Regions from separate parts of the Homo sapiens genome. Here region 2 is linked to region 1. The links are chromatin contacts, found by Hi-C or POLR2A ChIA-PET in ENCODE. All regions are on one chromosome and are shown on one strand. Each heading gives the region's core, a stretch centred on a gene start or an enhancer-like site at or near the end of the contact. The rest is flanking DNA. Distances are from core to core; before and after follow the strand shown.

The links. A loop is a pair of places that touch in the nucleus more often than their neighbours do. ChIA-PET counts read pairs that join two places held with the same protein, here RNA polymerase II (POLR2A). Pooled maps may share reads with other maps.
Region 2: a loop to region 1 is called in a map of CD8-positive, alpha-beta T cell, with 2.4 times the contacts of the local background. The contact joins two enhancer-like sites. A Hi-C loop is called at or near these places in 1 of 168 maps with a recorded cell type or tissue (CD8-positive, alpha-beta T cell) and 5 of 50 pooled maps. POLR2A ChIA-PET finds 5 or more read pairs at or near these places in 3 of 52 experiments (HCT116, WTC11 and activated T-cell).

What each region holds. Positions count from the first base shown.
Region 1 is chr7:107,145,455-107,151,660 of GRCh38, reverse strand. PRKAR2B (protein kinase cAMP-dependent type II regulatory subunit beta) reads right to left here. Exons shown (of 11, transcript NM_002736.3): 6 at 5,200-5,353; 7 at 638-739. Among named protein-coding and RNA genes, the nearest start is that of HBP1, 20 kb to the left of the region's middle. Within about 2 kb of position 3,994, at least 3 of the 41 ENCODE cell types and tissues checked have a DNase peak (open chromatin) inside an H3K27ac peak, as active enhancers do.
Region 2 is chr7:107,177,040-107,183,650 of GRCh38, reverse strand. HBP1 (HMG-box transcription factor 1) reads right to left here. Exons shown (of 11, transcript NM_012257.4): 2 at 3,589-3,772; 3 at 1,050-1,278. The coding sequence starts at 3,757. Among named protein-coding and RNA genes, the nearest start is that of HBP1, 11 kb to the right of the region's middle. Within about 2 kb of position 3,075, at least 6 of the 41 ENCODE cell types and tissues checked have a DNase peak (open chromatin) inside an H3K27ac peak, as active enhancers do.

The sequences.
Region 1 (6,206 bases), core at 2,745-5,244:
CTAAGCATGTTTCAGGTAGGCTAGGCTGAGCTCGAATGTTCCATAGTTTAGGTGTATTAAATACATTTTCTATTTATGATATTTTCAACTCACAATGGGTTTATTCGTAAGGTAACCCCATAGTAAGTCAAGGGACATCTGTATTTAAGGCCATGGGATTCGACATGTTCACCAAGTGAATAAGTGTATCCTGAAAAGAGAAGAGGCCAAGGACAGAGGCCTGGAATGCCAGTTTTAAGAGGAGAAGAAAAGAGGAATAAACAGCAAAGATGACTGAGAGGAAGAGGCCAGAGAGGACATTCTATATCTAGAGAACGCCTCACTGTAAAGTTACAACTAGTGGCTCTTGTCTACATCTATGTGATTATATTAAGTCTGCTATCAGATAAAGACCACATATAAATTTGCTATAGATGCTGGGTAGGAATGTATTACTTTCAAATAACAAAACAAATGAAATTATAGATAGCAGAAGAAACAATGAGTTATAAAAATTAGCACTACCATTTAATCTTTTCAAATAAAAACATGGATAGATTTTTTTTTATTCAAAGAAATTTTTCTATAGAACTAAATATTCCTAGCAAAACAGAAACTTTTAAAGCAAAATAAAATAAAAGCATAAACATATACTTACCTCCAAAGATTTAAGGAATGGCAGTGACTCAATAAAGCTTTCATACATTTTTCTCTTTTTGGCATTGTTTTTCACAATTATTCTCCTGAAGGTTACCCTGTCCTACAGGCAGAACAGTTAAAGGGTAAATTTTATGGGGGTAAAGCTATACAAATAGTTTTATTTTATTCCCTACAAGAAACAATGATTGAAGATTCTGAAATAAAAGATTAACATCATTATACTTTTAATGCAACTCATTTCATATTTTTATTTCGTCAAGCACAAAATATAATACAGAACCACATAAAATACTGTTTTCTTTTTTTTTTTTTTTTTTTTTTTTAAAGAAAGCATCTGTTGACTTTTTATACATAACAGAAATCTGACCAATATGTTGGGTTCTGCCCACAAGGAGGCGCTGTCACAGCATTTTTAAATATGTATACTAGCACTCTGTTCTTTTACTCTGTTATGTACTCTACGTTCTTTTTCATATCCACATTATGTCAAAATTTTCTTGTCAAAAATGTGGAGGGATGCCCAAAGAAATTATAAATGCTTAAAGTGATGGCTACTCCATTTACCCTGATGTGATCATTATATATTGTATGCTGTTATCGAAATAGCTTATGTACCCTGTAAATATATACACATAATATGTACTCATAAAAAAAATTTTTATTTAATGTGAAGGCACAGAGAAACTACAACTATGTTTTTGAGTAAGATCTAATTCCAGTGTTTACCATGTTCACAGTCTAAAATGTTCCTGTTTATACTATCATGCCCTCAAAGATACAGAACTCGGTTGAAGAACTAGTAAAAATTTTAAGGATACAGCTCAAAACATTATTTTCCTAAAAATTTTATTTTAAATAATTTCTCATAAAATATTTTAATTCTTTAATAAAAGCCTCAATAATTATGTTAGATTGGCATTCATTAATAAACAATTATACCATTTTAATAAAGTAAAAATTGGGATATATTATTTAATAAATTACTATGCCAATATTTTAATTTTTTTTTACTTTTATTTTTAATTTTTGTGGGTACATAGTAGGTGTATATTTATGGGGTACATGAGATGTTCTGATACAGGCATGCAACATGAAATATGCACATCATAGAGAATGGGGTATCTGCCCCCTCAAGCATCTATCCTTTGAGTTACAAAAAATCCAATTACATTTATTTTAAAATATACAATTTTATTATTGACTATGGTCACCCTATTGTGCTACCAAATACTAGGTCTTATTCATTCTTTCTTATGCCAACATAATAAGGCTGAATTTAAATGAACTAGTGCAATGGAGAAAAATGCCAGTATAGATGAAAGTCTCTAGGTGTGATGGACTGCAACTGAATGTTTCTATCACTCTAAAATCCCTCTGTTGAAATCCTAATCACCCAGGATAGTATTAGGTGGTGGAGCCTTTGGAAGATGGTTAGGTCATGAGGCTGGAGCCCTCATGAATGGGATTAATGTCCTTATAAAAGAGATCCCAATGAGCTCCCTTGCCCCTTCCACCATGTGAGAACACAAGTAGAAGACGCTGTCTGTTAAACAGGAAAACAAGCCCTCACCAGACACCGAATCTTCTGGTGCCTTGATCTTGGACTTCTCAGCGTCCAGACCATGAGAAATAAATGTATGCTGCTTAAGCCACCCATTCTATAACAGTCTGTCATAGCACCCCAAAAGGACTAAGACACTAGGAAATTAAACATCTTGTTTCCCAATTTGGTATTGGCTGTAATTTGGACTTGTTTTACTCCTAATACTTTTTTTAAAAGAAAATTTTACAAGATAATTAGCACAAATATTGAAATTATTTCCAAGCCTGGCTCTGCATCAGAATAAGCTATAGTATTAAAAAAGATTTCTGAGACACCAGACCTTAATGACTCAAGATCTCTGCATGTAGGGCTCAATAATTCATAAATGCTCCCAAAGTGATTCTGATATGTAATCAGGTTTGGAAATCAGGTATAACACCATTGTATGGACAGCGGTTATTGCAAAACAGAGAAGACTCAAAATAGCTTAATGATTTAGAAACTAATCATAATCAGTTATATCTCTCAGAAAGAATTTTCCATTAGTAACCTACCTCTTCACACCCACTGTGACATATAAAGTCCAGAATTTCAAATACTTTCATCCTGAAGCCATTTCAAAAATCACCTTTCCAAATCATCAGTATAGTCACGTAGATCATGTTAGCCCTAAGGCTAATAGTGACCAAATATTATTTACAGAGTGAGACTATTCTGCAATGGACTTTTCTCTTGGGCTTTTTTTGCTTATCTTTACACACCTGTATTTATAAGGCAGACCTCCAGTCTGTTGACCTTAAAAGAAAAATTTATTTTCTACTCGACTCTCCCTGAGAAGGAGTTATTATAATTAGTCAAGTCACCCTTAAAAAGTAGGCTTGAAATACTAAGTAATTATGTTAATTATTCTAACTTTTTTAGAAAGCTATTATATGTCAGGAGGATTATCACAAACTGCCCATTTTTATAAAATTTAATAACATGTATAGACTACTAAAAAGCTCTGAAAATGCTTAATCCTATCTTAGGAACTTAAGTAGTACGTGCACTAGGAAATTCTGGGTCTTTTATACCCCATTAAAGTTTCTACAAGGGCTAAAAACTATCAGTATTCAAAGAGGCCAACCTATAAAACAGTTGATCTTATTCTGAAGATGTGCAAGGAGGCAGTTTCCTCACTGTGTGACAATCTGACAATCTGAATCTGAACGGCAACCCCATTGGAATGACTACATTTGAAAAGTAAACCTTCCTGAATAAAACAGGTCATGGCAGATGCTAGATTTATCCCACCACTTTAATTACAGGCAGACAAAGACTTCTGTGGGTGAAGGACTGTCCTGGTTTGAAGTTTTTTCTTTGCTGGCTTTGGGTATTCAAATCACTGACAGTTCTTTCCTTTTCCTGAGACAATTCAGCTTTTCCTCTAAACCTTAAAAAAGTGACTCATCACATTTTTAAATAAGTATATAATAACTGGTTCCAATTAAAAGAAATGTAAAATGTCTTGTCTCTTTGATCAAGAGATATTTTTTATCAGCTGAATTGACTTCAGAGTCAAATGCTGAACTGTGACTAAATAATGTGTGACTTCCACAATGCTATATACAGTAGTCCTTGGAAATGAGACTTTTAACAGACTTCATATTTACTTCAACCTCTTCTCTTTCCACAAAAGGATTTGAGAGAAATAACCCAATAAATGCATGTCAAAACTAGTGGGTGGGCTATTTTCAACAATTTTAAAAGAAAATACATATACTGTAAACATTTCCCTAAATCGATGCTGTTTAAGGTTTGGCCTGACATCAGGCAGTACTGCCATCTCCTGGGAGCTGATGAGAAATGCAAAAATCACGGGCCTCACCCCAGAACCACTGAATCAGAATCTGCATTTTAACTGGATTCCCAGGTGATTTGTAAGCATATTAAAGTTTGAGAATCACTACCTTAAATACAATCCTCCAGAAGGAGCTTTAGTAGTGCCTAATAATTTGCATCCTATCATATGTGAAAATATTGCCCGAATGTATCTTTAAACCAGCTTTTAAGTCTTGCGGGAATACCACATTAAGAAATGTATTTAAAAGTACTAATGCTCAGGTCCCAGTGCTGAAGATTCTGATCAATTTGCCCATGGTGAGGTCTAGGTAAGAGGATTTTTTTTGAGACAGAGTCTCGCTCTGTCGCCCAGGCTGGAGTGCAGTGGTGCAATCTCAGCTTCACTGCAAGCTCCGCCTCCCGGGTTCATGCCATTCTCCTGCCTCAGCCTCCTGAGTAGCTGGGACTACAGGCACCCACGACCGTGCCCGGCTAATTTTTTGTATTTTTAGTAGAGACGGGGTTTCACCGTGGTCTCGATCTCCTGACCTCGTGGCTAGGTAAGAGGATTTTAAAAAAATACTCCAGGTAATTCTGATGTGGGGCACATGAGCACAGCCACCAAGCATTTTTTCCCTACACAACTGCTTTTAAATGCAGAGTAGTTACCAATCAATTTATAGCACCAAGAGCATCCTTTTATACTGGTTTCTCAAACTCCGAATTTCTGATGCAGTAGGTCAGAATCAGTGGGTGGGGCCCCAGAATGGGCATTTCTAAAAAGTTCCCAAGTGATACAGCTGCCAGTGTTCAGGGGACCACACTCTGGGAGCCACAACTTTATCAGATTATAATACTTACCTCAGAAAGCTATCTGAGAAAAAGTACTTAAGGCTGTGTTTGTATGGCTGGTTATTTTCTAAGAGTGGGTAAGACAGGAGCATTCTGAATCTGAGTGTCTTTCCTGGGCCACCAGGTCCCAAGCTCCTGACTGGACTGGAGGAGTGGGGGCAATGACATCAGGATCTGACTTAGTGAAGTCTTAGTGCCCTACAGTTCAGCATTCAGTGGCTGCTTAATAAATTACCTGATGACTGATGATCTTTAAATTAAAATACTACATGCGGCAATTTGTAACACCGTCATAGCAATTGCTACAAATCATAACATTCAGGTCAAATAAGTATTTTACTCACCAAACCCCACAGAGCACCAGGAGAGGTAGCAGTGATTGTAGCTGCTCTGGGTGTATTGTACATTAAGGCCAGTTCGCCGAAACTCCCACGATTATCATAGTTACCAACACATCTTCCAACACCATCACATTTCACATAAATATCAAATGTGCCTCTGTTGGACATATGTAGATTGGAGGTTAATTCAAATAAAATATCATTAAAATAAAACATTATTTCAGAAAAGAGCCCTGTGAAATAAAAATCTTATTTCCAGCCTGTTATCCCCTCCGATGACAATAAAGGGGAATCAATCTGTGCCATCTGTTCCAGACCATGTGCCTGCTGGGAAAAATGGGACTAAACAATAAAAATTTGGAATAAGGAATGATAAAACTATAACTAAAGACTACAACCAAATAGTATATGCATAAAAAACCATCTGGAGAGGCCGGGTCTCACACCTGTAATCACAGCACTTTGGGAGGCTGAGGCGGGTGGATCACCTGAGGTTAGGAGTTTGAGACCAGCCTGGCCAACATGGTGAAACCCTGTCTCTATTAAAAATACAAAATATTAGCCGGGTGTGATGGCGGGATCCCATAATCTCAGCTACTCGGGAGGCTGAGGCAGGAGAATCACTTGAACCTGGGAGACGGAGGTTGCAGTGAGCCGAGATTGTGCCACTGCACTCCAGCCTGGGTGACAAGAGCAAAACTCCAACTCAAAAAAAAAAAAAAAAAAAAAAATCATCTGAAGAGGCTGGGTGTGGTGGCTTACTTACATCTGTAATTCCAGCAATTTGGAAGTCCAAGGTAAGAGGATCACTTGAGCCTAGGAGTTCAAGACCAGCCTGGGCAACATAGCAAGATCCCATCTCTATAAAAAATTAACCTTAAAAAAAGAAAGAAAATCATCTGAAGAAACATTTATCAAATCACTGACTGTAGTTATCTAAAAGCATAAGAATAGTGAGGGATTCTAGGCATATTCGCTATCTAATTTAAGAGTTTCTGTTTGTAACATGA
Region 2 (6,611 bases), core at 1,826-4,325, 33 kb before region 1:
AAAAATCCAATAGTTAAATCAGGTTTTTTTTTAAAAATAAATAAATAAAAGAATTTTTAGCTTTTTGACTATTAAGATTACAATGAAAACTAGGACTATAAAGGAAATAACAACTCTGAAAGGAAGTTTTCTTTCCTGTGGAAATGAACACGGAATTAAACTGAAGTTAATTAAATTCAATTTGCTCTAGTCAAGATCAATATCCTGCTAAATGTAAGAAAAGCAGCACAACTTAATGGGTTACAAGAAAAGTGAGATTTCATACCTAATAAGTTTATTCTTTAGCAATGCATTACACTCAAGAGCACTAACAAAATTTACAGTTATTCCTACATTACCTAGTATAAAACTCTGGTCTATCGTTTTCCACTCACAGGTGTGCAAATATGGGCATTTCTCTCCCTTATAAACTGTCATATTTATCCATTTCTTTTCAGGGATAAATAATGAAGTGTTTTCCACTTAGGTCTCCCTAGGCATATTAGCTGGAAGCTTCCGTAATTTCATAGCACAACCACTCATTTTCTTAAACTCTGTCTGGATATATGAAACAGTGATTTTTACCAATGGGAACCCACTTTTGTAAGTTTAAGATTTTAATATTAGCAAATTTTAGAATTAGCAAACAGGCAAATAATGTAAGGCCACATAAACTATGGAAGAAATAAACCTAGACCAAAAGGAACCCAACTAAAGGTTGATAAAATTTAAAATATAATCTTGATTACAACTCTGCTTCCTTAGAGAAATACAATTTTCATTTCTATATGTAGAAATGTATAGTAAAAGTATTTCATGGTCTAATTTATTTTAAACATTTACAAATTTTTTTACTCTATGGTTCTCTTTATCACCTTTATCTAATTCTCAAAATATGAAATCATGGTAGTGAGTGAAATAAGTCTTTGATCATTAGATAAGGAGCTTAATTCTAATGACTTAAATTCTAATAATTTAAAGTATTACTACTTTTAAACTAGAAAAATTTTTAAATAAAACCTTTGTGTAATGATAGAATGTTTCAATAAAAATATAATAAATGCTCCTACCTATTGTAAAATGAGCACTGCATCAGTGGACTTTGTGGACTGGTCGCGATATTTGCCAATTCTGTTAGCCAGTCCACCTCATTTTCACGGTAAGTAGTTTCTGGTATGTCTGAGGTATTTTGGTTCCAAGATGATCTTGGGTATTCTTGATGTGAAACATCTGAACTCAGCTGGTACATGCCAGATTGGGTAGGATCACTTTGAACTGCCTGAAGTTCAGGAAGGTCATCTGCAAATAAGCACACTCAAAATCATAAAAAGGAAATTACTAATACAAGGAACAATATTATAACTGCAGTTAAAAGAGAAGTCCTCAATTTTAGCTAATTAATTTTGAGAGAGGAAAATCATAAATTTAACATTCTGTTCACAGACTGGAAAAACATGGTTTGGTTTGTGTTTTCTGCTTCTTATTCCCCCTAGTGTTTTGTACCTCACCTAGGAGTGATCCATATGCCACTGAGATATTTTTACATTAACAAGTTAATGAAGAAAAAGGCATTTTATGTGTGCAATATGGACTTATTACTCACATACTTTAATAACCTGTTATACAGACTATAAACAATAATTTCCATAATGATAATATAGATCACATAAATATTTAGCTACTACTTACACAACTCTGTGTTAAAGTATTTCTTTTTACTAATAAATTCTGAACTTGTTAATATTTACTGGTTATTTATCGGTTATTTTTTCCTATAAGTGCATTCCTAAAAGGCAATTCATGATACCCTTTCAGCTCCCCATAAGATGACTGGAACTATTACCCAGCTACCACTCATGCACACACCAAGCACTATAAGGAACATGAATTCCAAAATACTGAATTCTTAAAAAAAATTATATATATATTCTTTTAAAAAATCATATATATGTCTGTATGTATGTGTGTATGTAGTAGGGAAGAAAAAGCATCTTGAAGGCTTAAAAAAAAAAACTCTCCACGAAACACATACCTACAAACTCCACAAACCTATTGGGTCCCTTAAATATACAAGTCAAGAAAATTTCTAGTCTCCTAAATGTCACTATAAAAGTATGTATAACTCCTATTCAGGCAAATATTCCAGAATAGTCTACTAAAACCGAAATGTCCTATCTTAAAAAAAAAAAAATTTTTTTTTGAGATAGGGTCTTACTCTGTTGCCCAGGCTGGAGTGCAGTGGTACAATTATAGCTCACTGCAGCCTTGGACCCCTGGGCTCAAATGATCCTCACGCCTCTGCCTCTCAAGTAGCTAGGACTACAGGCATGTACCCACCATGCCCAGCTAATTTTTAAAGAAAATTTTTGTAGAGATGATATCTCACTACGTTGACCAGGCTGGTCCTGAACTCCTCCCACCTTGTCCTCCCAAAGTGCTGCGATTACTAGCGTGAACCATCATGCCAAGCCAAACTGAAATGTTTTAATTAGAAGCACTGACTCGGGATATCCATTTGTAAAAACTGACTTCTTTCATGGAGTCATGAAGGAGCCAAGGAGTTCTAGAACATCACACTAATTTAAAATAATTCTACCCTACAATTTTCATGCTGATATAGCTATTTCCTTTCCCTCACTGCCTTTGACCAACATTTATTTACTGCAAAGGGTTCATTTCTGTTTCTGAAGTTCAGGAAATTACTTTTTAAACGAAGTCATAGGTGGAAGGGGCATGTTATTTATACTCCCCTCGGCCCTAAGTTTCTGAGTTCCTCCTTAAACCAAAAACTGAGGAAGATCAACTACCTGATTAAAATGGCACTCCTTGCTCAAAAGTAACCAGTACTCAATAAATACTAGGGTCCAGAAAATCCTTGGCATTCAAGCAGGTTATGTGTCCCAAGAGCTTAAGATCTCTAAATTTCCAAACATTACCATAGTACATAATCTCCTCCATTTCATCATTTGTAAAATTAAGACAGCTGTATCTTCTCCCCAGGGTTTTTATAAACATGAAGGAAACCCCCATATATTAAATGGGGGCAAAGCCAAGCTGAAAAGCTGGGCAGCAAGCCAAGGTGACTCATTAGCTCCATACTCCTGAACACCAGCCTTGAAGCAATACAATTCAAAAACACACCTCAACAAACTTACACATTTCTAAAGGTCACATATCTCCAGGAGTAGTTTAGCAATAGTAACAACCATAAATGTCAGATCCTCAAGTTTCAAGGGTCCACTGTAATTTCCACATCATACCAGCAAATCTGCCACGAAGAGTGGCTAAGCATATTTTACTGAGCTCTCTCAAGTATATTTCAAAAGTAGCATCTTTCGAAAAGCCACGAGTGGGGTCCAATCTTTACACACAAAGTAAAGTAGTTTAATTTAACAATCTGTAAATGAGTGTCTACAATAACCATAAATAGCCCAACTCATGTTGGTTTTAAGTAGTATTTTAAAAGCAATAAAAGAATGCTGAAAATTCCTAATATACAAATACTTCATATCCCTTTCTAGCCAGTCAAGGTTGGTGGAGAAGCGGGCTAAGTAGAAAAATTTATCTGAATCTTAGTGAGATTTCTATATAACTTTTAATTTTGCTTACCAAGCTCCATGTGTTCATCACAGGAGTTATATCCAGGTGAAGATGGCAAATTCTCATTACACTGCAGCAACTCCAATGAGTCATTCATTCCTGAGGCTCTCTTGTCCATCACCAACAGGAGTTTCTGTACTGCATTAGGCATCTGATTTGTCTTCACTTCCCACACCATGTTATGGTGCTCTGACTTAAAATAAAAACGACATTAAGAAATGATGTCAAGCCATGCAATTTGGGCAGTACACAAACCTAAAATAAATCAGAGACATGACAATGTTGTTTTGTTTTTTTTTTGAGACATAGTCACACTCTGTCACCCAGACTGCAGTGCAGTGGCGTGATCTCGGCTCACTGCAAACTCCACCTCCTGGGTTCAAGCGATTCTCCCGCCTCAGCCACCTAAGTAGGGGGGATTACAGGCACATGCCACCACGCCGAGCTAATTTTTGTATTTTTAGTAGAGATGGGGTTTCGTCATGTTGGCCAGGCTGGTCTTGAACTCCTGACCTCAAGATATCCGCCCACCTGGGCCTCCCAGAGTGCTGGGATTACAGGCGTGAGCCACCACGCCCGGCCACAGTGTTAGATTTTAACTTAATCATACACTGCCATTTATAGCTCCCTCAAATCCTTTAGACCCGGATGACTCCTTAACATCTTGGCCTACAACTGAATACTCAGCACTAAATCACATTTCAATCCCAAAAGATTAATATCTTGAATTATAAAAAAAAGTCTTTTCTGCTGAGGAAAAATGGCATTGTATATACTTTTATTTAACCTAGTAACCGTCCTTTCAGATGCAAAAACTGAGACTAATAGGACTCTTTTTTTCACTTGTACCTTCAAATTCAAAAGGAAATTTAAAAACTTTCCTTAATAAAAGTTAAAAAAAACTGGAAGAATATTCTATTTTGTCCTTTTTTAAAGATTCTATTTTAATGTCTCTATTTACTGTGTTTTTTATTTTGTTTCTTCATTCTGAAAGTGAACTACTTCAGCACACTTAAAAAAATACATTTTCTTTTTTTTGAGACGGAGTCTCGCTCTGTCACCCAGGCTGGAGTGCAGTGGCACAATCTCGGCTCACTGCAACCTCTGCCTCCTGGGTTCAAGCGATTCTCCTGCCTAACCCTCCCTAGTAGCTGGGATTACAGGCGCGTGCCACCACACCCAGCTAATTTTTTGTATTTTTAGTAAAGACAGGGTTTCACCATGTTGGCCAGGCTGGTCTCAAACTCCTGATCTCAGGTGATCCACCCGCCTCGGCCTCCCAAAGTGCTGGGATTACAGGCATGAGCCACCGCACCTGGCCAAAAAAAGTACATTTTCTAAATAACATTTCAGAGTTTCTTAAAATGGTCATATATTACAATTCTCATAAAAATAAAAATGTTCTTAGGTTTTCTTAATGAAAATTTGGGACCTAGCCATAATAAAAGATACCTGTCATTCTGAATAGGATATTATGTATAGAAAGATGAATAATCATCATGGGAAATTTAAACAACTAGTAAATCTACCTGCAAGCCTACAAAATTATCACAAGGAAGAGAATATGGGTTAATAAATTTAAATAATTTCTCAGCAAAATCCAACAACTAAATATTATTATGAAAGGAAAATGTGGTTGTCTCTTTTATTTCACCCTTTGGACAACGATCGAATTAGTTCTTTATTTAACATAAGCAACAATGGTAAGATTTTTCTGATTTCTCAGGCTCTAGTCTAAATTCCATTTTTTAAAAAAGTTCTAGCCTGATGCAGTAGCTCATGCCTATAGTTCCAGCTACTTAGGGTAGACTGAAGGGGGACGACAACTTCAGCCTATGCGTTGGAATCCAGCCTGGGCAATGTAGCAAGACCCCCCCTCTTAAAGAAAAAGTTCTAATGAGTGAATATGAAATACACAAAAAAATCCTGACTTTTGCAACAACATATTTTTCCTCAAAATAAAGCAATAAAATATATTGCTGTTAAAAGTCACTGAAAGTCAAGCACCCAGTGCAGGCTGATCAAAACTGCACTGAAAAAATGTTAATCACTTAATATTTATAAGCTTTCTAAGTCATGATGTTAATTACCAATAAACACCGATGACACTGATAAATTTCTTTCTACGAAGACTTTTTCATGATCTTTTTGGTTTTGAAATGTATTCCTGACTAGAAAATACAATCACTGTGAAAAAAAATGGGAAAAAAAATTTTTTTGGAAAAAAAGGAATATGATTACTTCTAACCCCACCAACCAGACTTAGATATTTTTACATTTTGATGTATTACAATCCAATTTCTTCTTCATGTACACATATACTCAATCATGTTTTTCTTCATATTTCATATTATAGTTTGATACCTTTTGGCCTAATATAAGTTCATAAGCATTTTCCTATGTTATTTTTTCAAAGCTCTAAATGGTTAAATATACATCAGAAGGATGTACCGAAATTCACTTATCCCCTCTACTACTGAATATGCTATTCCCAGTTTCTTCACTCTTCTAAACACTGAATTTATATTCTTATTTTTTAAAAGTATTTGCTTACATCTGATTATTTTAGATTGCTAGATACAGCGTTCTTGACACATAGCCCAACTGCATGCATATTGCCTTACTGTATGTCTAATATTCTATTTTGGATGCTATCTGCCTATATCCCTCAAAAATAACCCTTAGCCTGGGCACTGCTTTAGAGCCTTGCTCAATACTGACTATACAATTTGCTACTATTATGGTGTAGCAAAAAGGGCACTGGGTTAGATGTAAGGAAACGGGTTTTGATTCCAACTTGATCACTTACCAAATATATGACCTAAGTGACTGAGTTTCTCTTCATCTGTAAAATAGAGCTAATGATACCTGCCCTACTCTCCTCTGATAGTAGTTGTGAAGATGAAATGAAATAGTGAAAAAAGTGTAAAATGACGTCTTTTGAAATTTTTTTATCCCCAGACATAGGGCAATATTAAACATACTTTGGGTCTGTAATGTCCTAAATAGAACAGCTACTGAAAATACATAAT